Linked DNA regions of Mus musculus: region 1 is linked to region 2. A link is a loop called in an ENCODE intact Hi-C map of the cell type or tissue named here. Cell type or tissue: heart. All regions are shown on one strand. Region 1 has its middle 14 kb from the start of Nedd9. Region 2 overlaps Gm32184 (a long non-coding RNA gene).

What was found. A loop is a pair of places that touch in the nucleus more often than their neighbours do. Peaks named below come from ENCODE experiments on the same cell type or tissue, not always from the same donor. Only the 100,000 strongest peaks of a DNase experiment are listed, where the experiment ranks them.
Region 1: a loop joins it to region 2, with 2.3 times the contacts of the local background. A loop is called at or near these places in 1 of 42 quality-filtered maps.

What each region holds. Positions count from the first base shown.
Region 1 is chr13:41,371,042-41,375,041 of GRCm38, forward strand. It overlaps a transcript of Nedd9 not described here. Among named protein-coding and RNA genes, the nearest start is that of Nedd9, 14 kb to the left of the region's middle. In heart, no CTCF peak of the experiment used is centred here; a DNase peak (open chromatin) is centred at 2,020; H3K27ac peaks cover 307 bases.
Region 2 is chr13:41,553,065-41,557,064 of GRCm38, forward strand. The region is part of intron 2 of Gm32184 (a long non-coding RNA gene); the gene reads right to left. Among named protein-coding and RNA genes, the nearest start is that of Tmem170b, 51 kb to the right of the region's middle. In heart, a CTCF peak has its summit at 524; a DNase peak (open chromatin) is centred at 1,557.

The DNA.
Region 1 (4,000 bases), 180 kb before region 2:
CCCCACTCATGTGCACTTTGTGCGTCCTTTCCACAGAAGTCTTACAATCAAAGACACCCAGTCAGTGTGTTGTGCTAGACTCCTGGGCCTGGCCTGGAGGTATAGGATCCTAACACTGTGTAATAAGGAGAGGGAGAAGTGACCACTGAGGTGGCTGAAACAGAAAGGAGAGTCAGGCATTAGGAAATTGCAGGGTGACAGCACGTTAGAACATGGTGACAGAGATTTGTTGGTTTATGGAGAGGAAACTTTTAACAATGAAAGGGAAAGCAAGACACTGTGTCAGCTGGGTTCTGGGGGGCAGCGGCTTGTGCACCTGCAAAGCCATTTAGCCATCAGTATCACATTTCCTTGCCGATTATTTTGTCCTTGTTAATAGCCTCTGAGATTTCATATTTCTCCCCTCCACCAATCCCAACTGCTCGACATAACAGTAGGCACCGTGGGAGCCACAAAGATGAATAATACCCAGACACTGCCCTTACTTCTTAAATACCTATTACAGAGCAGCCAAGGTAACTTCATGAAGATAAACTTTGTGCTGGGGAGAGGGAAAAAAAAATCACACCATCAAGTTATGTAAGTTTCTATTTTAAAATCATCTGGTTCTAATCTGCTAAAGTTTAATGCTTTCTAGCTAATGCCAAAGTGCTACATTTGATTTATGGAAATACTTTAGCACATTTTTCCATCGCAGCCTTGTACAATATAGTTACCACCCCTTTTGTTATGGTTAGAAAGATTACGGACCTTAAAACAGCCTTCTTTATGAGCTTGCTGATATTTTATCATAAAATTCCGTAAGATGGAATGAAATAGTCTAGTAAGCAGCAGAATTCAGAGACCATTTCACATGGTTCAACTTTATTTTCCTTTTTTTTTTCACATTTAACAAAGTGATCCATCTGGAAAGTGGATGTTTAAAAACTTTCACTATGAGAAATCACTTCTTTTCAGGGAAGATAATATATTTTTTTCCTCTCTTTGGGTGGGGCAGGGGTGGATATTTAGATACGTGTTACACAAAGCTACACTGTGGACCAAATAATAACATCAACACCAAAGGATAAAGGCATACACCAGCCCAGACTTCCTTCCTATACACTCAGAGCATTGAGGTAAATGGAATGACCGTCAGAAGATCTTACAGGTACTGTTGGCATCTGTGGCTCAGGAAGTCAGCGCAGAGCATGGCTCAGGTTGATGGGACCTCAAGGCTATTTGCATGTCCATGCTCCAAGACTTGTTCCACAGGGACCTACAGTTCCAGAGAGAGAGGCAAAGGCAGACTCCACTCAGGCTCCAGGAATGAAATGTATTTATCTATTTTGTGATGCTAGGGACTGAATTCTGGCCTTTCTGTATGCTAGACAACTCAACCACTGAGCCACAACCTTAGCCTTTCAATAAAGAAATTTTATACACACACACACACACACACACACACACACACACACAGACCTACATATATATACACACACAAACATATAATATAGACACATAATATATATTCACTTGCATTTATAATATATACATATATTGTATATGCACATATAACACATACACATATATAATATAGACACATATATTCACTTGCATTTATAATATACATACAAGTATATTATATATACACATACACACACACAAACTCACACATGTCGTAACACATATTCATTTTCAGGTACTTTGAACTTTGGGCTTTGCAGAAGCTGAGCAGTGCTCTACCCCTGAGCTCTGTTCCCCAGCAGGACTGAGCTTCTTTTTAGTTCTTCTAGCGTTAAGTTTAGCCACATCACTCAGCACGGCTGTTTGTTAACCACCTCAAGACACTGCACTGAACAGTCAAGGCCTCTGAAGCACAGTTTGGCCAAAGCCTTTCTGACCTGCAAGGGTCCAGCTGAAGAAGCCATTCTTAAAGGTCACTGGGCTCAGTGTGCTCCTTCGGTTTCTGTTTTCTGCAGGAAGTAAGGGTTTTCACTTCACACCCACAGAAACCAAGATGGCTGCCCAGGAAACACTCCCCCTCAGCCTGGCTCAGTCTAGTTCTTTAAAACAAAGTGGTTTCATTTTCCTCAAGCGGAGTTCAGGCAGCTCTTTGCAGTGATGACCTCCAAAGGCATGGCGGATAAAAAGATGCTGCCTTCCCAACAATCTCTCTGTTTGCCTCAGTGCTGGGGCTCAGGCTGTGTGTGCTTACACATCGTCTGCAGGGAGACTTTGTGACTTGGAAACAAGGCAGCTGGAATGGGCCTAGTCCCATCAAAGCACGTGTTGAGGCTCTGTCCCCAGAGTGACAGTGACAAAGGTGACAGGGCTAGTAAGGGGCACCACCAGGGTCTGCACTCATTTTCTCTCACTGGAGTGAGAAAGGGGGCTAGGCTAGCCTTTGCAGAACTTCTGCCCCCTTTTCTCCCTGCTCACACCTGCCTCCCCTCAGCTGAGCAGGAATAGACACCTGTACTTTCAGAACCGAACTGAACCTAACACACACACACACACACACACACACACACACACACACACACCATTGGGTTTCAGATATTCAGCGACAACAATATAGAACAGATTAAAGACAGCATTCTTTCCATCTGTCCCTGGAAACAACGTAAAAAGACATGAAAATTTAAAACAGTAATCAAAAGAGAGCACCAAGACCTCATTTTTCCTCCTGGATTGTTCTTTGGAATGCTTGTCTTTCATATCAGGTCCATCTGCCCTCTGTGACTCCTCAGCTCCAGTTCCAGCCCCTTGAAATTTCATGCGGCCTTTGCCGATGAATGCTATGATCAGCCCCAACCCACCTACTATGTTCCACCATTAACCCCATCTGTGCCTTGTGGCCAGCAAGTTCTTTGTACAATAGATGATCAAAAAGGTAGTCAATTCTCTGTTTGATGCAGGCAATAGTAAATTATATTTTATTGAGATATGATCCACATGCATAAAATCCACCTTTATATAGTATATGATTCAGTTATTCTTGCAGGGTCTGCAAAGGTGGATCAAAGAATTTCAGGACACTTTCTTTTCTTTGGAATGAGACTGCTTACTGGTCTGGGCCACTCCCCATCTGTACCCCAAGCCCTTGGCAACTCATCTCATTTCTATTTAGAGACAGCTGCAATTTTGCATTCAACTCAGTTTCAAAGCCAAACACAAACGTAAGACTGGCTGTGTGTGTGTTTTTCTTTCTGTATACTTAAAAATATACGTCAGATGCATGAACACATGTATCTAGCTAACACTTGACAAAGAAAATGAAGTGAAACAGCTCAACCATACCAATAAAATACGGAGAAGGAAAGCAGACTTTGCGGCCAGTGTGAGCAATGCTTTAGAGGGCTTTCAGAAAGAAAAGAGGAATGAGGTTCAGCCGAGACAAGAGCATGACTCCTTTGTACGCACCAAGGAGATGCCCCTGAGCCAGATGTAGCTAAGTGGTTACCCAACTTCCACTAAGACTCATCAGATAGAAGTTAATTACTCTACATCACAAATGCTGAAGGTGGTGATGGCCCAGATCAAGCCCACACGGCAAGGACTCCACTGAAGCTAGCCTGGCATGATGTTCCATTAGCTACATTTCCAGCTTGCCCATACATCTTTAAACTGGTTGAGAAAAATAGTCTAATAAGGAAATTGTTGTTCTACCGACAGCCACTAGGAAAATAGCAACAGGCATTGCGCTTCCTTCTCTGGCACAACAGGCAGGACAACACAGGAGTTCTCTTCTGTTAGCCTATTTATGACCACTGCAGCTTTCTGTTCTGCACTGCAGAAGCTACAGGAGCCCTTGGTTCACCACAGCCCTCAGTCCAGGTTTATCCTGAAGCTGATGGCCAGGCTACAGAGGACCCTGAACTTTCCTGGTGCCAGAACTCCTTTGATCTACCTCCTCTGTTCTGGTAACTTCCTTGATGGGATGCTGAGGCCTCATTGTTGTCCTGGGAGGCCCAACTTCTTGTACCTGGATCTCCCTGACATTCTGAGGATTGGGCCA
Region 2 (4,000 bases):
AAGAAACCTGCTAGAGTTTCTTCCTCAAATTAGCCATTGTTTTGTTGTTTTGTTTGTGTGTGTGTTTGTTGGTTTAATTCTTTCATCTCACATTCAACCTTGGAAAAAGAGTTTCATTTTTAGGAGGTATATGGCTCCTCGGGAGTCCTCGTGCTGTGCTCGCGAGTAAGACAGGGAGCCTTTTCTGAGATAGAATGAAAGCTGTTGTGACTATGTAGACACAGCTGGGTGTGTTCCAGAGTACTGGATCAGGCACTCAATCCAGAGGATCGCATGTTCCAACTAAACTAGGCTACTTAGTAGACATGGTAAAAGCACTGTTTCTAGGTGTTCATCAGAGTAGATGATTTCCACAGTCATGGGGAGGGAACTTAGGAAACTCATCCTCAGAGACTCTGAAAAACCAAGCTAACCGTATGGGTCACCTTGCTTGCCTGTCACTTCTAAAACAAGATGTTTGAATGTTCTTCGTGGTCCAGAGCTTTTCTGGATCTCCTAAGTGGAAACGATGGCGCCTCCTGGCTTTTCCCTGCCCACATCTCCACTGAATTTACCTGTAAACCTTGCTCTGCCTGCATCCTGGATCTGTTTCCTCCCATCCCTCCCTGACACAAAAGCAATTTGGGAAAGAGAGGCTGTGCCCCCCCCCCCCCTCACAGTTTGAAAATAAAGCCTATCACAGTGGCAGGAGGCATGGCAGCAGGCCTGTGAGGTAGCTGTTCGCATTGTATCCACATTCTGGAAGCAGAGAAAGATGAATGCTGAACTCTCTGCTCAATTTCTTTTAGTGTCAGGTAGGGCGTCAGCCTCTGGGACAGTGCTCCACAAGTTCAGGCTGGGGCTTCTCTTGTCAGTTACATCTCTCTGGCAACGTTCTCAGAGACAGGCCTGAGTAATCCAAACCCAGCCAAACTGACAATAAGGATGCTCCTTCACTAAGTCATCCAGGGTAGAGTTGATGTCTTTTTAATCTGTACATTTCAAGATTTAGCACCATAGGAGCATCAGTAAACTCCTAATAAGAAACATCAAAAGATGAAGGAACCAGATTGTCTTCTGAGAGCGTGAGGGAGAAGAAGTTTTGAAATGGGGAAGGGAACAGCCAGCTGCCTCAGAACTGTAAACACACTCTTGGAGAGAAAGCTACTGTGCAGGAGATGGGTGTTTTATCATGTTGGTTGATGAGCACTGGCTGCAGCCTGGTAGCTGATAGAGACCTGGCCCTATATAAAAGAAAGGAGCAAAATGAAGGTTTTCAGAGATCTTAGATAGACACCAAACAAGTCTCCCAAGACCTCCTTCTGTCCCAGAAGCTAGTGACAGAAGAGTCTGGAAGTCAGGGTACCTTCGGCCCCACCTCAGCCTAAGAGCCATTTTTTTCAGTGTCAAAGAATGTGACACATGTGTTGTGTCTGCTTCCCAGCCTCCTGGCATGGGAACAATCAAAAAAAAAAAAAAATCCCCTCTGCTGAGCAAAGGCCACGGTCCAAGATTTCAGGTAAGGAAGAGGTCAGAGGCACTATTCTGAGGATGCCAGTTGGCTCTGGGGTCTCAAGCAATGTCTCGTTCCCTGGGCCAAGTCTCCTGTTTTGTAACAGTTTAGTCGAGGCTTTTACTGGAGGAGACAGGCATGAAATGAATTTTCCAGAGAAGTTTCCGAATTGGGGGAAAGTTCACAGCTCTGAGGCCTCCATGGATAATGAGACCGGACGGCAAGCTTCTGGGTTTGTTTGTTTGTTTGTTCGTTTTTAGAAACAGTTTGCCAGTCTCTAAACCCCAAATCTAACACCCGAGCCTGACTTTCCAGTCCCGGTGCATCTTTGCTCTCTAACCCCAGTGTGACAAGTGCTTCCAAACGGCCCAGGTAGATTCTTCTAGCCCCCCTCTGTACCAGGATGTCCTTCAAGGCCCTCGGCTGGCTGCCTCTGCTCCTACGCTTGGTCCTGTGGCCTCTCAGTGAACTCGGCTTGCTCTTACAATGTTCTAATGCCGTTTGTGGCTGAACATGTCCAAGGAACGAAAATTCAGAATACATGGTTTATCAGAACCACTGTTTTCTCAATTATGCTACTCAAGACAATGATGCACTAGACACGGGCAAGGTACTTAAGCAAATTGCTTTCTCTCATCCTTTTCTCCTGTGCTTCTTGTTCTCCAATCAAACAATATTTGCACTGTATTATTAATTTTGATCAGCAATGCTTACATGTAGCTCTGTGTGTGTGTGTGCATGTATGTTTGTGAGGGAGTGGTCTTATGTATATATAGCCCATGCTAGTCTGGAACTCACTATGTAAACAAGATTGTTTTGACTTTATGGAAATTCTCCTGCCTCAGCCTCTTCAGTGCTGGGATTATGCACGTGAGCCACCACACCTGGCGTTCACTGATCTTTTTCTAAGATATTTTAGGAGTATTTCTTTACCTTCTTAGAGGCTGTAACTGAGCTGTCTTCACCTGACAGCCTTTGCAGACATGATCTCAAGTTAGAATTTACGACTACTGAGCTACCGCTTGAAGCCCCACACCTGCTAGTTGAGACTTTTGTTTTATATTTTCCTCTGAATGATACCAAAGCTATTTTAATCACATACTGTGCCACAGAATGACTTAGCGTCCATTTGAGATTGTGAGCTCAGAGCATTGCCTCACTGTTTTATAGATACAATTTCATACCCCAGGGCTTTGTAGCAATGAATTTTATATCAACATCTTTACTTTGTAATTCTTGAGAATAAGGTTAGCATGACATAGTCTTGGAATTGATGTGTTTGAAATGAAATGCTAATTTTGTAGCATTTCTAGAATTTCAACAATTGAAAATTACATCTAAATGGTAACACCCATGGTTATGACTAAATTCTAAGTTTAGATAAGGTAAAACTCAAAGCCAGGAAAACAGAAAAAGCTTAAGGATGTGTGCTTAGGGAAAGACTGAATGCTTATGTCTGCGCCATATCTTTCATGTTTGCCACCAGTAAGGAACAGCATGCTTTTGGAGGGGGAGGGGAGCAAGTTGGATTTTGTTGTTGTTTGTTTGTTTGTTTGTTTGTTTTGAGACAGGGTCTCTTTGTGTACCTTTGACTATCCTGGAACTCACTCGGTAGACAAGGCTAGCCTCCAACTCAAAGAGATCCACCTGCCTCTGCCTCCCAAGTGCTAGGATTAAAGGAGTGCCCCACCACCATCACCCTGAGGGACAGCATTCTTAAATGCTAAAGATTAAAAGTAAACATCTCTGGCCAATATCTCAGACTCTCCCTTCTTTGAATTGTTGAGTTAAAACGGAAACCTGCTCCTCCCTGTAATAGACACTTCCCCCAGAAATAGAATGTCTAGAAATGAAGGGATACAAGTGGCTTTATGATCCCTGGAAGTGACTGATTCCTTCAAGTGTTTGTTGACTATCCACAGGGGCAGGATCTATTTGGGGGTAGGTGAGAGCCATGGGGGTGTTAGCACAGCCTCAAGCCTCTGCTCTCTTGGAACTCATGCATGTTGCAGGCAATGAATCTCCAGGCAGAAGAAAGCAAACTCTGCCTGCAGCTGTAACCTAAGTCAAGTGGGAGCAGGAGGCAAGAGCAGGGGCTTCTCCGAAGCAAATGTTATCTGGAAAGCCTGTTCTAAGAGACAGGCACTAACTCAGAATTAAAACCAGAATTAGGAAGGGAATCTATGAGGCAAAGTAACAAAGGGAATATATGTAAGGTCCCCTAGGTGTGACTTGCATGGCACATCAGAGGAGCAGAAAGACTGGAATATAAGACTGGATGGGAAAAGAGACGAGGAGAGATAGCATTGGGACCAACTCAATGAGTGGCTGGCAAATGGCTGGAAAGTTGATCCAAAGTGCCTTTGGGAAGGAAGCACCTGGGTGGTCCTAAGCGTGAGCATGCCACGGTGGGATCTGTACCCCTCACACATCTCTACGGCTGCTGTGTGGAAATGATCTGAGGGGCAGGCAGAAGCAGGGAGACATGTGGAGGCCACTGCTGTCATT